2 separate regions of the Homo sapiens genome follow, and region 1 is linked to region 2. A link is a loop called in an ENCODE intact Hi-C map of the cell type or tissue named here. Cell type or tissue: heart left ventricle. All regions are shown on one strand. Each heading gives the region's core, and the rest is flanking DNA. Links, peaks and the distances in the headings are about the cores only. Region 1 overlaps CPEB1 (cytoplasmic polyadenylation element binding protein 1). Region 2 overlaps CPEB1 (cytoplasmic polyadenylation element binding protein 1).

Region 1 (8,334 bases), core at 132-8,131, 49 kb after region 2:
ACCACACCCAGCCTGGAGTCAGTTTTTATTGTCAAATCAATTAGTTCAGTCAGACTTTCATTTTTTCAGAAAAAGTCTGACTTTATTTTTTTCTCAACATTTTAGTAACATTTTCAAGCATACATAAAAGCTAAAAGAATTACAAAGTGAACACCTGTAATACCACCTAGATTGAACAGTGAACATCTTGTCATATTTGCCTTATCACATATCTTTAAATTGTAGACATTGCTACAGTTTACCCCAAAATCCTTCACCATACATATCATTAACTAGTATTCAATACTATATTTGTTTATAACTTTTTTGAGGTAAAATTTATATGCAGTGAAGAGCACAAATTCTAAATGTGTCATTAGATCCATTCTGACTGATGTATCCTCACTCTCATCAAAATATACACACTGTTAGCATCACCTCAGCTACTTTCCTTGTACCCCTTCCTAATCTACCTGCCTACTTCCTGCCAGAGGCAACCACCTGATTTTTTTCACCATTTATTAGTTTTGTCTGCTCTAAAAATTCAAATAAGTGGAATTATATACATATGTAACTTATGTACGGCTTTTTCCACTCACCATAATTATCTTATTGTTGCCTGTATTATTCCTTTTTATTGCTGAATAATAGTATGGTATATGCATGTACTACATTTTGTTCTGTTGATTCTCACATGGACTGAATCCACGTTTGGGTGATTATGAATAAAGCTGCTATGACTATTCTTGCACAGGTGTTTTATTAGACATACACTTTTACTCCTCTTAGTTGAATTCCTAGGAGTAGAATTTCTGGGTCATAAGATAATATGTGTTAGTTGTGTAAGAAATGGGCAGACCATTTTTCAAAGTGGATGTACCTTTTCTCCCATTGAAAAGGAAGAAAATATATAAGCGTTTTCATAAGTACAAGGTGGATGTACCATTTACGGTAATGAAGCTTTGATTGACAACATCAAATGTTGGCAAGATGTGGTACAGTCTTTTAAATTTTAGCCATCTAGTAGGTGTGCAGTAGTGTCTCACTGTGGTTTTAACTTGGATTTCTTTGACTAATGATTTTGAGCACTTTTTGAAGTTCTTATTGGCCATTTATATAATCCTTGTGAAGTGCTTTTCAGATTTTGTGCCTTTTAACAATTGAGATTTCGTTACTTTTCAGTTAAGATTTCTTTTACTGATTTGTCAGATATGGTTGTGGGTATTTTCTCACATATTGTGGCTTGCGTAATTATTTTCTTAGTGGTATCTTGATGAGCAGAAGTTTTTCGTTGTGATAAGGTCAGCTTATCAACTTTCTCCATGATCATTGCTTTCTGTACTCTACATAAAGAAACCCTTGCTTCTATGTACTCCCCCTCCCCTACCAAGTTACAAAGATAGGTTCTTAGAGAGGCTTTGTAGTTTATACTTAGCTTTCACTTTTACGTCTCTGATATCTACTAAATTAATGTTTGTATATAGGTCAGAGTTTATTCCCTCCTCCCCATATGGTGTTCCAGTGCCATTTGTTAAAAAGTTTTTCCCCAATGAATTGCTTTAAGTCTGGTATATTGGGATTACACAGATGTGCAGATGGCCCCAGACTTAGGTTGGTTCAACTTTGGTTTTTGACATGATGATGGTGTGAAAATGATACGCATTCAGTTGAAATTGTACTTTGAGTATCCATACGACCTTTCTGTTTTTATTTTCATTACAGTATTCAATAAATTACATGAGGTGTTCATCACTTTATTATAAAACAAGTTTTGTGTTAAATTATTTTGCCCTACTGTAGGCTAGTGTCAGTTTTCTGAGCACAGTTAAGGTATGCTAGGCTAAGCTATAATGTGCAGTAAATTAGATGTATTTAAATGCATTTTCCGTTTATAATATTTTCAACTTACAATGGGTTTATCAGACCATAACCCCACTGTAGTTGAGGAACATCTGTATATTAATTTTGTGGGTATCACTTTTTAGCGCTGTTGAGTCTTCCAGTACATGAACATGGTTTATGATTTTTTTTTTTTTTTTTTTTTTTTTTTTTGAGACCGAGTCTAGCTCTGTTGCCCAGGCTGGAGTGCAGTGGCACGATCTTGGCTCACTGCAACCTCTCCCCTTCCTGGGCTCAAGCAATTCTCCTGCCTCAGCCTCCTAAGTAGCTGGGACTGCAGGCGTGTGCCACTGTGCCTGGCTAATGTTTTTTGTATTTTTAGTAGAGACAGGTTTTCACCACGTTGGCCAGACTGGTCTTGAGCTCCTGACCTCAAGCGATCTGCCTGCCTCAGCCTCCCAAAGTGCTGGGATTACAGACTTGAGCCACTGCACCTGGCCTCAAATATTTTCTTTAATCCTCACAAAACACCTAAAAGATGGCTACTGTTGCATCTTTAAAGAAGAAAAGATTCTCAGAAAGACACAGTGGCAGACCTGGTGAGCAGAGCAAGGTCTGTCAGTCATCTAAAGCTGTTGATTTTTCCAGCCTGCCACACTAATGGTTTTAACAGGTATGGCCTGCATTGAGTTGGAGCTAGTGAAGAAATCCTACAATGGTAGTGAAAATCTTTATCTAGAAGAAACAACAGATTGAGGAATGTCTGGATAAGGAGGAAGGTGAGGTCTGTGGTGGGGGTTGTAGGGGTGAGGGTAGAATTATACTGTGTGTAGAACTCCAAGCTCCTGGATGCATGTAGCCATTTGGTCTTAAATGGGTTTAACAGACCTGTTGCTCAGGCCTGGGGTCTTTCAGCTTGGGGTGGGAAGATTGTGTTAGTTGTACACATCAGTACTGTTCAAACTTTTGAGATGGGAACTACTTTGTCGCCCAGGCTGGAGTACAGTGGTGCAGTCATGGCTTTCACTGCTGCCTTGAACTCCTGGGCTCAAGCAATCTTCCCAAAGTTCTGGGATTATAGGCATGAGCCACCACACCCGACTGCTCAAACTTTTTTTGCATACATATATATTAACTGGGGATCTTGTTAAAATGCAGATCTCAATTCTGTCGGTCTTGGGTGGGGCCTGAGACTCAGTATTTATAACAAGCTCCTGGTGATGCTCATATTGCTGGTCTGCCACACTGTATTTTGAGTAGCAAGAGCATAGTTGATTCTCTCCTCGTGAGGGATGGGGGTAATCATATGCACAGTCACCCTGATTTTAATGGGTAGAAAATGGCTGCTTCTAGACATAGATGCCCTCAGATTGGGGTATGGGGATTATATAGATATTTGGTGTAGGGGAGAATAGATACTTAAATATGGATGTTTTTGAAGGAAGCATTGTGTTTTGGTAACTAATATGTATGGGTGAAGTCTAAAGTATATCCTTAGCTTGAGGGAAGGGTGAACATAGAGAAGCAGGAGGGGAGTAGTCAGGGGTAGGGGCAGCACCAGTATGGGTGATTTTTGCTAGGCCTTTGCCATGATGAACAAGGCTTTGACAAACACAGATAGGGAGCAAGCAGAATATCTACAGCCAGGAGGAATAACGTGGATGGATGACACAGCAGCAAAGCTTTAAAAAAAAAAAAAAATCTCCAAAGGAAGGAGACTGATAATTTTCCCTTCTAGGCTATGCCTGAGTGCCTGTGGACACAGGGTGTACTGCAGGAAGTTCTGAACAGCTATTTCTGTGGCAGCATTATTCTCTCGACCCTGCCATGGGAGGTCCCAGGTGGGCATGCTTCCCGTATCTGCTTGCTTCTCCTTGCAACAGGGGAGAACAAGCAGGTGGAGTGCTACCAGCTGAGTCCAGGTTTGAGCAGCCTGCCTGGTGAGTCTGGGCCTGTTGCCCTACCCTCCTTTATGAGGAAGAAGCCCAGTGACCCTGGGCTCATGTTGGAAAAGGACCGATGTGGGAGGAGATGGCAAAGAGGAAATGGCGGAAGCTCCAGAAGCTGAATTTTCTTAGTCTTTGTTGCTGGAGCTGTGAGTGGCCACAGAAATAAGCATTGGTCTTGTGCAGCACCTCTGAGAGAGGGCCTGGATGTTAGAGGCATCAGTGGCCCTCACGGCTGCCCTGTATCATGCTCAGGGCTCCTGGAAGGGCAAGAGAAGCAATATTGACAGAGCTAGGTGATTAGGTTTCAGAGTTTGGTGTTTCTAATAGGGCGTAACGATACTTCAGAGACTGTTTCTCTTGGTTTGTCAGATGCTGCTTCGAGAGTGTTTCCTCAGTCTGTGCCTACAGTTGCAGGAGGGAGGGGAGGAGCTGAGCCGCTGTATCTGTTCATGACTAATACCCATCTTGTTGGGATGAGGGAACCTGGGCACAGGGATTATCCTAGTCAGGGCAGGTCTCACTCTGGCATGTGGGTTGTGGGCCATGTCCTTTGAGGTGTACCTGGAACAGCCCAGTGACTCTCCCCCACTCTGCCAACGCTTACCCCCTTTCTCTGTGATAAGCTGCTCTAGACAAGCCTGGAACACCAGGTGTTGTTCCCCAGGGTCCAAGTGTACAGTATTTTTCTGAAGGTTATCTTGTTCCTCAGTGGTAAACACTGCTGTGTCAGGGTGCTGCTCAGGGGCCACTTGGAGCACAGATTTTTGCTAGCAGGACTGTGAAGCTTTGCATTGGGCTGCAAAGCCAGGGCTTGAGCCAGCAGCTGGAGAGAGTCCAGGACTAGAGTGTTTTTGGGTTTGGGGGTGGAGAGCAGGGGGAGGGAAAGGGAGGGGCAGGAGGGCAGAGCCACACGAGCAGGCAGTCGGCTGCTTTGGCTCTGCTGTCGGCGGAGAGGACTTCAGTCGTGCGTGAGGGCTGCTTGGCCACCATTGCTGGAGACCGGAGGGCGCTGCCTTGCAACCCAGACTTAACGGCACTGCACCGGGACTATTCCAAGTAGCTGTTGTGCTGTCTTTCCCTGGGAGGCAAGTCTCCTCCCTGTCGTCCCCTCCTGCTCCTCCCCCGTTCTGTGAGGGATGATGCCGCTCTCTATTGCACGGCTCAGCCGGCTGATGTCACTGGCAGCGGGAAGCATCAGCAGCCTGATCACATGCTGGCCCAGTCTGTAATGCAGACGGGATAGGGGTGTGTGTGTGAGGGGAGGGGGCCTGTATGGCAACTGCTCTTGCCCCAGCGTCCCCAAAAGTGCAGAGGCAGCGGCTGCAGCATCCAGCCAGCTTGGATGTCTGGCCTGTGAGCCTGGGGAAACTATTATTAATAATATTTACTGTTGATAATATTGGGGAAAACAGCCCTTAACTCTGAGGTTTCTGCTGTGCTCCTTTCCAAAACAGACTTCCAGGACTCTGAAGAAACAGTTACAAGCAGGATGCTTTTCCCAACCTCTGCGCAAGAATCTTCCCGTGGCCTCCCAGATGCAAATGACTTGTGCCTTGGCCTGCAGTCCCTCAGTCTGACAGGCTGGGACCGACCCTGGAGCACCCAGGACTCAGATTCCTCAGCCCAGAGCAGCACACACTCGGGTGAGTGCCAGAGAATGAGTTGGCTGGGGTAAGGGGATGCATGGGGGTGGTGAACGAAGATATCCACAGCAACAGTTGTTCTGTTCCCCTTTGCATCACTCCCCACCATACACACATACAACATGGAGCTGTTTTGCAAGAGATGGAAATGCAAGCTGTGAGTGTGGCAGGACAGATGGCTCCACGTAAAGGCAGGCATGGCTCTTCCACTTACCCTGATAAATTCCCTGGAGTTGTTAGTCTGCACCTGGAGTGGCCCTGAGGAGGGTCCCCAAGGCGTGGTGGCCTTGTGCAGAAAAGATCCAGCTAACCCCCTGGTGCCCAGGCCTGTCTTGGAGATGATGAAGCAAAACACTTTTAGGTGGGGGAGGGGAGTTAAGGGGTTGATTACTGGATGACCAGAATTACTCAGTGGTTTTAAAAACCAGGGAGTTATATGAAGAGTGAGTGGTCTCTGAATCATGGCAAGGGAAGGATTTTAACCTCAGATGAGGCTGGATAATGCACTGAGATATTTGGAATTGACTTAACATAGGGTTCAGAGCATTGATCCTGGAAAGGGGTAGGCAGGGTGAGTGGGGTGGGGTAACTCCCAGCTATAGAATCTTTTTTTTTTTTCCCTTTGTGTTGAGAGTGACCAGCTGGATAAAAGAAGAGCCACTCCCCTTTAGGATCCCTTGTCTTCTTGGTAGGGTTCAGTGGGGACAAACTAAAGGGACTTCTTGGCAGCCCCCCCTTAAATTGCTTCTGCTTATACCTTCTGTTACCTGTTTATTTCCCTCTTGTGGTACAAGGAGGAGGGTTGCCTAAATACAAGTCTTGGAGTATTCAGGAAGAAATGTGAACTTAAACACTACAGGTATACTTACAAGCTACATATTTTGCTTTATGTAAATTATAATAAAGAGGTATTGGCAGCAGATACTCTAGGAAAATGAAAAGGTGGTAAGGGGCGGGGGGGAGGGGGTGGTACAGCCATTCGCTGTTGGTACTGACAGTGGGAAACACCAAGTCTGCTGTCCTTCCCTTCCCTCCCTGGTCCAGGAACCGGCAGCCATGGCAGCAAGGTACTGTCTTGTTGATTTCTGTGGCCTCCACCCTGTTTGGCGCAGGTCTTTTTTTAGAATGCTTTGCAGAGCCTGGGCCCGTTGTGTCTGTTAGGCATTTTAATGCCCAGTTGTTTTGGTAAAACCCCATTTAGGAGAGGGGTATTGAAATTGTTTTATGTGGATGTGGATGGGGAGAGCTTTACCTTAAGTAACTATCTCTGGGTTAAGATAGGGTTTCTTGAAGTACTGGCCTTCTGCTGACTCAGGTTTTTCCAGAAAGGTCAGCAACTACCCTGTTCCCCTGGGCAAGGAAGTATGGTATCACTGTTTGGTATTCTATGCCTGGAGACCACGGTACTTTGTTTTGTGTGTTCTTGACGCCAACCTTGGGGGCCTATGAAGCCAGCCTCCCCTGTCCTCACTTCCACCGTATCTGAGCAAAAGATAGAAGAACTCACACAGGAGATGGGCACCTGTCTGTGGGTGATCAGTGTTTGACCAAGGCACTGTCTTTCATTGGCATCAGGTTGAAGTATAGCCCTTCTTTGGCTCTCATTCTCTAAGCTACAATGCTCTTTCTGAAATACATTATAACATTGGGCCCATAGAAATGCAGGTGTGCCCCACTGGGGGCTTGGAGAGCTTGGTCTGAAAGTTACTATGAAATTGAGCTATTAAAAGTAGCTTGGATCTAGTCATAATATCCACAGCTTCTCCACCACCTGAAAGGCCTGTGCTTGTAGCTGTTTGTCTCTGAAATAGAAATGGTTTTTCTTTTCCACTTTCCATCCCAAGCACTTTAGTGATAAATATTACATGATTTTGTCGACCAGGGAGGGACTGCAGCCTGAGCCTCAGAATTCATAAGGACCAGAACCAGAGTTGCCCCAGCAGTATGATCTGGCTGTGTAGGCAGGTTAGTGTGGGTATGTTTTCCTTTCTGAGGGTTGAGGACACACCCATCCCTAATCGTCATGTTGCCTTTGGTTTTGGAGCTGTGGTGACAGCCATTGCTCTTCTTTCCCTGGGCTCTGGGCCTTCTTGGAAAGCCCACATGAGGGTACTACCTCCTGGAGTAGGATGCAGCCCTCCCACCAGCCAGCTGCAGTGCCAGATCGTGCACCCTCACCAGCAATGCGGGAACATGCAGCCCACATTCCAGTGCCTACACTGCCTTTCCGTCTGAAAACCAGCTAGCTCAGTTGCTTCAGTGAGGGAGGAGGCTTTCAACAGCTCTGGGCATTTTCGGAGTTATCCTTGCAGATACCCTGTTACACTGTTGTCTCTGTGTAGAGACCAAGATGCAAGCTTATTCCTTGAGCTCTGCTTGGTGATATATTGCCCAAGGCAGCTATGGCATCACATCTGACCATCTTCTACCACTCTTAAGTAATGAGCAAGGTTGGAGATAGTAGGGCTGTTGGCTAAATTCATCTGGCAAACGTCGAGCATTCGTTGTGTGCAGCACTGGAAGTACAACATTGATTAAGATAAAATTGTTACCTTTAAGAATCTCCGTGGCTATCAAAGGAAAACAAATGAGGAGGTATACCGAGTGCTGCATCTGCTATGATAGGGGCTTTCATTTTTTCCCCTAAGGATTTTCTTCATTGTAACAACCTTTCATTGGATTCTTAGCTTTAGGCTGGTACATGGATACCATTCTCCAGGGGCCAGAGTACTTCTGCTATCTAGATTTCCTTGGCCTCAGAGTCCTGCAAGAAGACCCTGGGATAGAGTCTGTTTTTGAGAATTGTACCTGCAAGGCCTGCATGGGCTTGGATGTAACACTTTGTGGGGTCCTTCTCTTCTAGACTGTGCCTACCCTGAGGCACTATCCCTTGATGGGGAGGAAGACTTTGGGGGCAAGATGAG
Region 2 (8,334 bases), core at 23-8,022:
AGGTGATCCACCCACCTCGGCCTCCCAAAGTGCTGGGATTACAGGCACGAGCCACTGTGCCTGGCCTGTTTCAGTTGTTTTAGATGAAAGAATATATGTTTAATTTTTAAAAATGGTCCTTGAAAACAATTAGCCACAATGGGGATTCTCAAAACAAGGACTGATAATTACAGTCAACCCTTGAGCAACACTACGTTGGACTGTGCAGGTCCACTTACATGCAGATGTTTTTCAACCAAAGCTGGAAAATGTGGTATTCAAGGGATGTAAAACCCACACGTATGGAGGGCTGACTTTTCTGGTATAGGTGGGTTCCTCAGGACCAACTGCAAGACTTGAGTATGTGCGGATTTTGGTATACTCTGGGGGTCCTGGAACCAATTCCCTACATATACCAAAGGACAACTACTGTTTTTAGTTGTAAATTCTTTTATTTATTTTTTTAACTTGGCGTTAGAAATAATTCCCACAAAAATGCAGGAGTATGTGAGCAGTAAATAGCGTAATGTTTGAGGGAGAGGCATATTAAGGGAGTGACTAACTTGTGGCATTTGCTTCTGTCGTACAGGAAGGCAAATGAGAGAAGGGCATACTTGGGGGTGGGGGTGGTTTTTGTCTCTTCTGACTTGTACAAAAGAAAAATGTAAGTCATGAGCTAGCCCAATTCTCTTTTAGTTTACGCTGAGTTAAAAGTTCAGGGAGTCATCTTTCTTAGTTCTAATACATGTTCTGTTTTTCTCCTTTGAGAAAATTGCATGTATTATGTCCCAGTAAGAATGACAGGCCAGGCATGGTGACTTAAGCCTGTAATTAAGGCTGGAGCAGGTGGATCACTTGAAGCCAGGAGTTTGAGACCAGCCTGGGCAACATGGTGAAACCCCGTTTACAAAAAAATAGAAAAATTAGCCAGATGTGGGGTGTGCACCTAGTTGCAGCTACTTGGAGGGTGAAGTGGGAGGATCACTTGAGCCTGGGAGGTCGAGACTGCGGTGAACTGTGGTTGTGGCACTGTACTACAGCCTGGGTGACAGAGCAGGACCCCTGCCCACCTCTGCCAAAAAAAAAAAAAGTATGACACTCAACAATTCAACAATGACTTAAACCTCACTGGGTTGTTTCAGAGATGCTGGAAACTTTTCTAGTTTACAGGAAAATATTTTTCAGCTAATACTAGGTGTTGGACTTCAGGGAAAGGACCCATGATTGATGGGAGAGGAGCTTTCCAGAGTGTATGTTTGCAGCTGTCCAGGGAGCCCAGTGACTTCACTGGTAAGATGCCAGGGTCTGGTGACGATGTTGTTACCATTATACTCTGCCCAGGGTCAGTAGCCGAAGTACAAGTTAAAGACTTCTCGGGCTCTTCAGCTCCTTCTCAGCCTCTTAGAACATTCTAAGAGAAGCAGGAGGAAGATCTTGAGGAAATTGGGAAACCTGGGTTCTAAGCTTGACCCTGGGCAGTGAGATAAAGAGGTCAGTTTTCTCAGCTGCAGGACAGAATGGTACCTGCTCAACCTGCCTCACAGGTTTCTTATGGGGCTCAGATGTTAAGACAATACTGCAGATTTAAGGGAACTCAAGGAATTCTAGGAAAGGTTTCTGTCAAAGGTAGCTGATGTTCTTGAGCCTTTCACGTATACCCAGCCCCTCCCATGTGTGGTGAACTCTCTCTGCTTTCCACTTGTGATTCAGCTCAGGGCTGTGGGCCTGTATTCTCGAATGGTGAAACAAGGATGCCTGGCCTACAGCAGAGAGCATTTTTTCTGTGGTCACCAGCAAAAATACCAACCTTGTGATTAATGAGAAAGTAAACTAGGATATATATTTTTCTATGAAGAACCTTAAGAAATAACCCAAACTTGTAGCTTCTGATCAAAAGTAATTTTGTTCCTTGAAGGAAATAATCAGAATTATGAAAACCTAAGATTGTTTATGGACAGCATTATAACTAGGGACAATTTGGCAACAGAATGTTAAGTAAATGATAGGAGAGCTATACCATGGAATATCATGTACCATAAAATATAATGTTTATAGAAGACTACTTAATGGCAAAGAAAGATAACTACAGTGTCTGAAATGAAAAAAAGCGAAGTGTAAAACAGGTGTAAAAAAAAGTGTAAAAAGAATGGCCTTAAATATATATGCATAGAAAAACACTGGAATGATATAAATGTGACAGTGAAGGTAGGTAATAGCAGAAAAAAATTATGGGTAATTTTTTTTTCCTGAGACGGAGTCCCGCTCTGTTGTCCAGGCTGGAGTGCAGTGGCGTGATCTCGGCTCACTGCAACCTCCAACTCCCGGGTCCAAGTGAGTCTCCTGCCTCAGTCTCCTGAGTAACTGGGATTACGGGTATGCCCCACCACGCCTGGCTAATTTTTGTATTAGTAGAGATGGGGGTTTCACCACATTGGCCAGGCTGGTCTTGAACTCCTGACCTCAAGTGATCCACCTGCCTTGGCCTCCCAAACTGCTGGGATTACAGGCGTGAGCCACCGCACCTGGCTGGGTAATTTTTTTCTGTATGCTTTTCCCCACTAGTTCTTCTAAAACAAACATTTTGTAATAAATTTTCAAATGGTGTGTTTCCTAACACAGTGTTTCACATTGCTAGTTGCATGCATAACCCAGTTGATAAAGCATCATTGGAAAAGTGCTGTGATAGGGTCAGGAAGAGGTTGGTTTGGTTTGAGAACTAGGAAACACTTCTGGTTAAAGCAGCATTTGAAATAGGCTTTGAAGAGAATTAAAATTACTTTAGTCTTAACTGGATGTTGAGTAGATTATTTTTTTTCTGTTGCTCCAGAATTGGCCATTAGGGCCCAAAGCTGAGACTAAAGAGCTGTTAAATGACCTGTGGTGTAATGAGAATCCCTAAGAGGTGGGACCAGATACCTCCCGCCAGGGCTTACCAAAAGGTCACAGAGCTGTCCCTCCTACCACAAACATTAGCTCAACCCTTCCCTGGCTTATAAAGAGGATCACATAAGGAGGGGGGTAGCATTTGAAGTGATTCCGTCCCCGTCCGTGGAGGAGGGTGGGGTAGGATGTGGCTTTGTCATTTAAGCCAAGCAAGAGGGTCTTCCAAGAGAAGTATTTGTATAGATGGAGAATGCTTCCAAGAAAGAAGACAAGGTTGAACCCCTGGTTAGACAGCTGACTTGCTGTCTATCCCTGACTGAATAGAAATTAATGAAGAAGAGATGTGGGCTGGGTGCAGTGACTCATGCCTGTAGTAATCTCAGCACTTTGGGAGGCCGAGGTGGGCAGATCACTTGAGGTCAGGAGTTTGAGACCAGCCTGACCAACATGGCGAAACCTTGTCTCTATTAAAAATAGAAAAATTAACCGGGCATGATGGTGCGTGCCTGTAGTCCGGGAGGCTGAGGCAGGAGAATTGCTTGAACCGGGGAGTCGGAGGTTGCAGTGAGCCGAGGTTGCACTCTGTATTCCAGCCTGGGTGATAGAGTGCGACTCTGGAGAGAGATGTGGCGGGGCAGGGAAAGAGTAGCTGGAGCATCTGAATTCCCCGTTTATATACAAGAAAGTTATGACTTGCTGTGGTTTAAGAGGGTTTTGCAAAGGCCTGAGCTTTTGGGCTAGTACCCCACCAAGAAGGCCCTTGTTGCATGATGGGTGGTAGGAGCTAGGGTGGGGCTGGAAGGTCAGGCCAGAGCTGGATTTCCTACCCCAACAACTGTCTAGTGGAGATGACAGGGATGTCTGCCACCTAGAGGGCCCTCTCCACATTCCCTAGTCCTTTAAGCCATAGACCTTTTGGAATCTGTGAGGAATGGAGAAAATGGGCTGCAAATGGACATGTGATTTAAGCATTAATGTGTTGAGTTGTTAGTAACGGTGTCTGTAAAGATGTGAAAAGTGGTGAAACATCATTAAGGGATGTCTTAACTGCTATATGGGTAGGGAGACTTAATATTTAGGATGGAGGCAATGATTGGAGGAGCAGTTTCATATTAATTCACTGAGATGCCATTTCTCAATAATCAGTTAAAATAGCTTGGAGGTTTAGAAAGGAATTGACTAGCCAAAGCAGTCCTAAGTAAGGTTTAGCACTGATATGTTTATTTAACAGTTTTTAAAAACTGAAATATAATACACATACAGGAAAGTACATGCTGTATCATAGGCGAAGAGCTCCAACTTTCCCAAACTGAACACAACCATGTAACCAGCTCTCAGACCTAAATAGACTGCTGACTTTTAATGTAGGACCAAAGAATTGTATAGTTGTAGCCTGATGTTAGATTTTTTTTTTTTTTTTCTGAGATGGAGTTTCACTCTTGTTTCCCAGGCTGGAGTGCAATGGCGGGATCTTGGCTCACCGCAACCTCTGCCCGGGTTCAAGTGAGTCTCCTGCCTCAGCCTCCTGAGTAGCTGGTATTACAGGCATGTGCCACCACCCCTGGCTAATTTTGTATTTTTAGTAGAGACGGGGTTTCTCCATATTGGTCAGGCTGGTCTTGAACTCCTGGCCTCAGGTGATCCGCCTGCCTCGGCCTCCCAAAGTGCTGGGATTACAGGCGTGAGCCACTGCACCTGGCCTGGATTTTTTTTTTTTTTTTAAGAGACATGGTGTCACTGTGTTGCCCAGGCTGGTCTCAGACTCCTGGCCTCAAGCCATCCTCCTGCCTCAGCCTCCCAAGTTGCTGGGATTACTGGCATGACTAATGTTGAATTTTTGACTGAGATGGTTTCACTTCTTATTGTACTGGATCATAAACCGTATCGTCACTAAATTGTCTGAAAAGCTATTCCAAAACAAAGTTTAATACATTCAGTCCCATCTTGCAGGAAATGATTGAAATTACTCTCATGAAGTCTTGTTTCCCACAAAATAAACTTTTATGGAACCTTACTGTGTGGCTTTAACAGTTAAGTGGCAACGATTTAACTTGTGTTGTTGAAGTTAACTTACAGAAAAGTATGAGTGTACTATTCACTGAATTTTTATATACTGAACACATCTTGTATAACTAGTCACATGTAGAGGCAAAAATTAAGAATACACCAAAATTCCCCTTGCAGTCCTTTCAGTCTCTAGTTTACAAAGGGCACTTGTTATGCTAAATTTTTATTTTTCTGAGATGGGGTATCACTGTCACCCAGGCTGCAGCACAGTTGTATGATCATAGCTCACTGCAGCCTTGAACTCCTGGGCTCAAGTGATCCTCTTGCCTCAGCCTTCTGAGTAGATGGGACTGCAATCATGCGCCACCATGCCCAACTAATTTTTTTTTTTAAGTTTTTGTAGAGACAGAATCTTGCTGTGTTGACCAGGCTGGTCTTGGACTCTTGGGCTTAAGCAAATTCCTTGCCTTGGCTTCCGAAAGTGTTGGGATTATAGGCATGAGCCACCACACCCAGTTCATGCTGACTTTTAATTGCATAGATAAATTGTACCTGATTTTGAATTTACATAAATGGAATCACAGATATGTACACTTTTTTTTTCTTTTTGAGACAGAGTCTTGCTCTGTCGCCCAGACTACAGTGCAGTGGTGTGATCTTGGCTCCCTGCATCCTCCGCCTCCCAGGTTCAAGGGATTCTTCTCCCTCAGCCTCCCAAGTAGCTGGGACTACAGGCACATGCCACCACACCCGGCTAATTTTTGTATTTTTAGTAGAGACATAGTAGAGACATACTGGCCATATTCACCATATTGGCAAGGCTGGTCTCAAACTCCTGACCTCGTGATCCGCCTGCCTTGGCTTCCCAAAGTGCTGAGATTATAGGGGTGAGCAACCACACCCGGCCCAGATATGTACTCTTTAGCTGTGAGTTTCATCCATGTTGCAACTGGTTGTGGGTCATTGATTCCTGTTGCTTTACAGTATTCCATTGTATGAATGTACCAGTGCTTATTCATTATACTGTTAATAGGCATTTGAGTTGTTTCCAGTTTGGGGCCATTGCGAATAGTGCTGCTATTATCTTTTGGTGAATTAATTTCCCTTGGTTATCTTCCTAGGAGAGGGATTGTTGGGTCATAGGGTATACGTATGTTTATCTTTGAGATGCTGCCAGTTTTTCTCAGTGGTTATACCAGTTTACACTTCCAGTGGTGTACGATGGTTTGGGTTGTTTCATATCCTCATCAATAATTGTATTGTCTTTCATTTTAGCCATTTTGGGGTGTATGTAGCAGTATCTGTTGTGGTTTTAATGTTCATGTCCTTAGTGACTGATGAAGTTGAGCACATTTTCATGTTTACTGGCCTTTGGATATCCTTTTTCTTGAAGTGTCTCTTCAGGCCTTATACTCATTTTTCTTAGGGTTATCTACCTTTTTCTTGTTTACTTGTAGCAGTTCTTTATATAGGCCACATATGAGTTCTTTGTCTGAAATATGTATTAAAATTATTTTCTTTGAGTCTGTGATTTGTCTTTGTACTCTTAATTGGCGTCTTTTGAATAACAGAAAACTTAAATTGTAATGAAGTATAATTTACTGACTTTATTCCATTGTGTTTAATGCTTGTGGCCTGTTTAAGAAATATTTGCCTATTCCAAGGTCATGAAGGTAGTATATGTTTCTTTTCTAAAGTTGTTTTACCTTTCACACTTAGATTTGCAACCCATCTGGAATTTTGTTTTGTACATGGTATAAGAAGGGGAAGATTAATTTTGTTCTGTGTGGATAGCCAGTTGACTCAGCATCATTTTGGTGAAAGAAAATTCTTTTAAATTGTATTGCCATGTTGCCTTTCTCATAAATCAGGCATCCATAGTATATGTACAGATCCGTTTCTGGATACTCTCTTCTCTTCCATTGATCTATTTATCTGTCCTTGTGTCTTAATTATTGTAGCTTTATAATAGGCTTTGATAGTTGGTAGTGAAGTCCTTCAACTTTGTCTTTTTGGATTCTTGGCTTTTCTTGGATCTTCACATTTCTATATAAATTATAGATTCAGCTCATCAGTCCAAGCTCCACCCCCTGCCCCACATACACAAAGTTCTACTGGGATTTTGATTGGGATTGCGTTGAACCTATGAATCAAGTTCTGGATAATGGATATGTTGACAAGTCTTCCAATTCAAGAAGTTGATATATCCCTTTGCTTATCTGGTCTTTAAAAATTTTCTTAGTGTTTGTAGATGTCTTGCAGATTCTTTAAGTTTATCTCTAGGTTTTGATGGTATTTAATGCTATTGTAAAGGAGTTTTTTGTTTGTTTGTTTTTTAGTGCCATTTTCTGTTTGTTTGCTGCTGTGACAGCCCTATCTAGTGTTGGCTCCAGAAGTAGATATTTCAGGTTTTGGACATTTGAGTCCTTCTTATGTGCAAATTGTTTGAGGTAACCTGTCTCCCAAATAGTCTATAGTTTTGAGATGTGAGTTTTATTGCTTTTGTTCATCTGTGAGTTTTAGAGGATATATGGAGAGATTTGGATCTAGGCAACTGCCAGTTTGCTATAGGAACCAGGAAGTCTGATTTTGCTGATCTTGTTTGAAGAATATACATATTCTGTCTCATATATACATACATACGTATTGTGCATTTGTCAAAGTGTATATGAGAGAGAATATACATATGTGTATTTATGTGTGTTTTCAATATATATGTTGACAAAATATACACAAAAAGTGTTTTTGCCTCTTAGAATGTCTAAAATTGAGAAGACTGACCTTACCAAGAATTGGCAGGGATGTTGAATAACTGAAACTGTCAAACTGCTGGTAGGAATGCAAAATGGTACAACTATTTGGAAAACAGTTTGGCAGGTTCCTAAAAGGTTAAATGTTTACCTACCATAAGACCCAGTGGTTCCACTCTTTTTTTTTTTAATAAGCTTACATTTTAGAATAGCTTTCAATTAATAGAAAAGTTACAAAGAAGTTACAAAAGTTAATAAAATTAAAAACTTTACCTGTAATCCCAGCACTTTGGGAGGCCGAGGCGGGCGGATCACGAGGTCAGGAGATCGAGACCATCCCGGCTAAAACGGTGAAACCCCGTCTCTACTAAAAATACAAAAAATTAGCCGGGCGTAGTGGCGGGCGCCTGTAGTCCCAGCTACTTGGGAGGCTGAGGCAGGAGAATGGCGTGAACCCGAGAGGCGGAGCTTGCAGTGAGCCGAGATCCCGCCACTGCACTCCAGCCTGGGCGACAGAGCGAGACTCCGTCTCAAAAAAAAAAAAAAAAAAAAAAAAAAACTTTAATAGAATTAATAACAATTAATAGAAAAGTTACAAAGCTAGCATAGAGAATTCCTGTATATCCTGTACCTAATTTCCCCTATTTTGCTAACAACTTACATTATTATTGTGCATTTGTCACACCTAGTGAAGCAATATTGATACTGTAGTCTG

The links. Peaks named below come from ENCODE experiments on the same cell type or tissue, not always from the same donor. Only the 100,000 strongest peaks of a DNase experiment are listed, where the experiment ranks them.
Region 1: it touches region 2 in a loop (7-fold over the local background); 3 of 110 quality-filtered maps call a loop at or near these places.

The regions. Positions count from the first base shown.
Region 1 is chr15:82,568,420-82,576,753 of GRCh38, reverse strand. It overlaps CPEB1 (cytoplasmic polyadenylation element binding protein 1), which reads left to right. Exons shown (of 13, transcript NM_001365242.1): 4 at 5,222-5,410. Among named protein-coding and RNA genes, the nearest start is that of RPS17, 32 kb to the right of the region's middle. In heart left ventricle, for the core only: no CTCF peak of the experiment used is centred there; DNase peaks (open chromatin) are centred at 4,663 and 4,970; H3K4me3 peaks cover 1,401 bases.
Region 2 is chr15:82,617,569-82,625,902 of GRCh38, reverse strand. All of the region lies in intron 3 of CPEB1 (cytoplasmic polyadenylation element binding protein 1), which reads left to right. Among named protein-coding and RNA genes, the nearest start is that of CPEB1, 26 kb to the left of the region's middle. In heart left ventricle, for the core only: no CTCF peak of the experiment used is centred there; no DNase peak of the experiment used is centred there.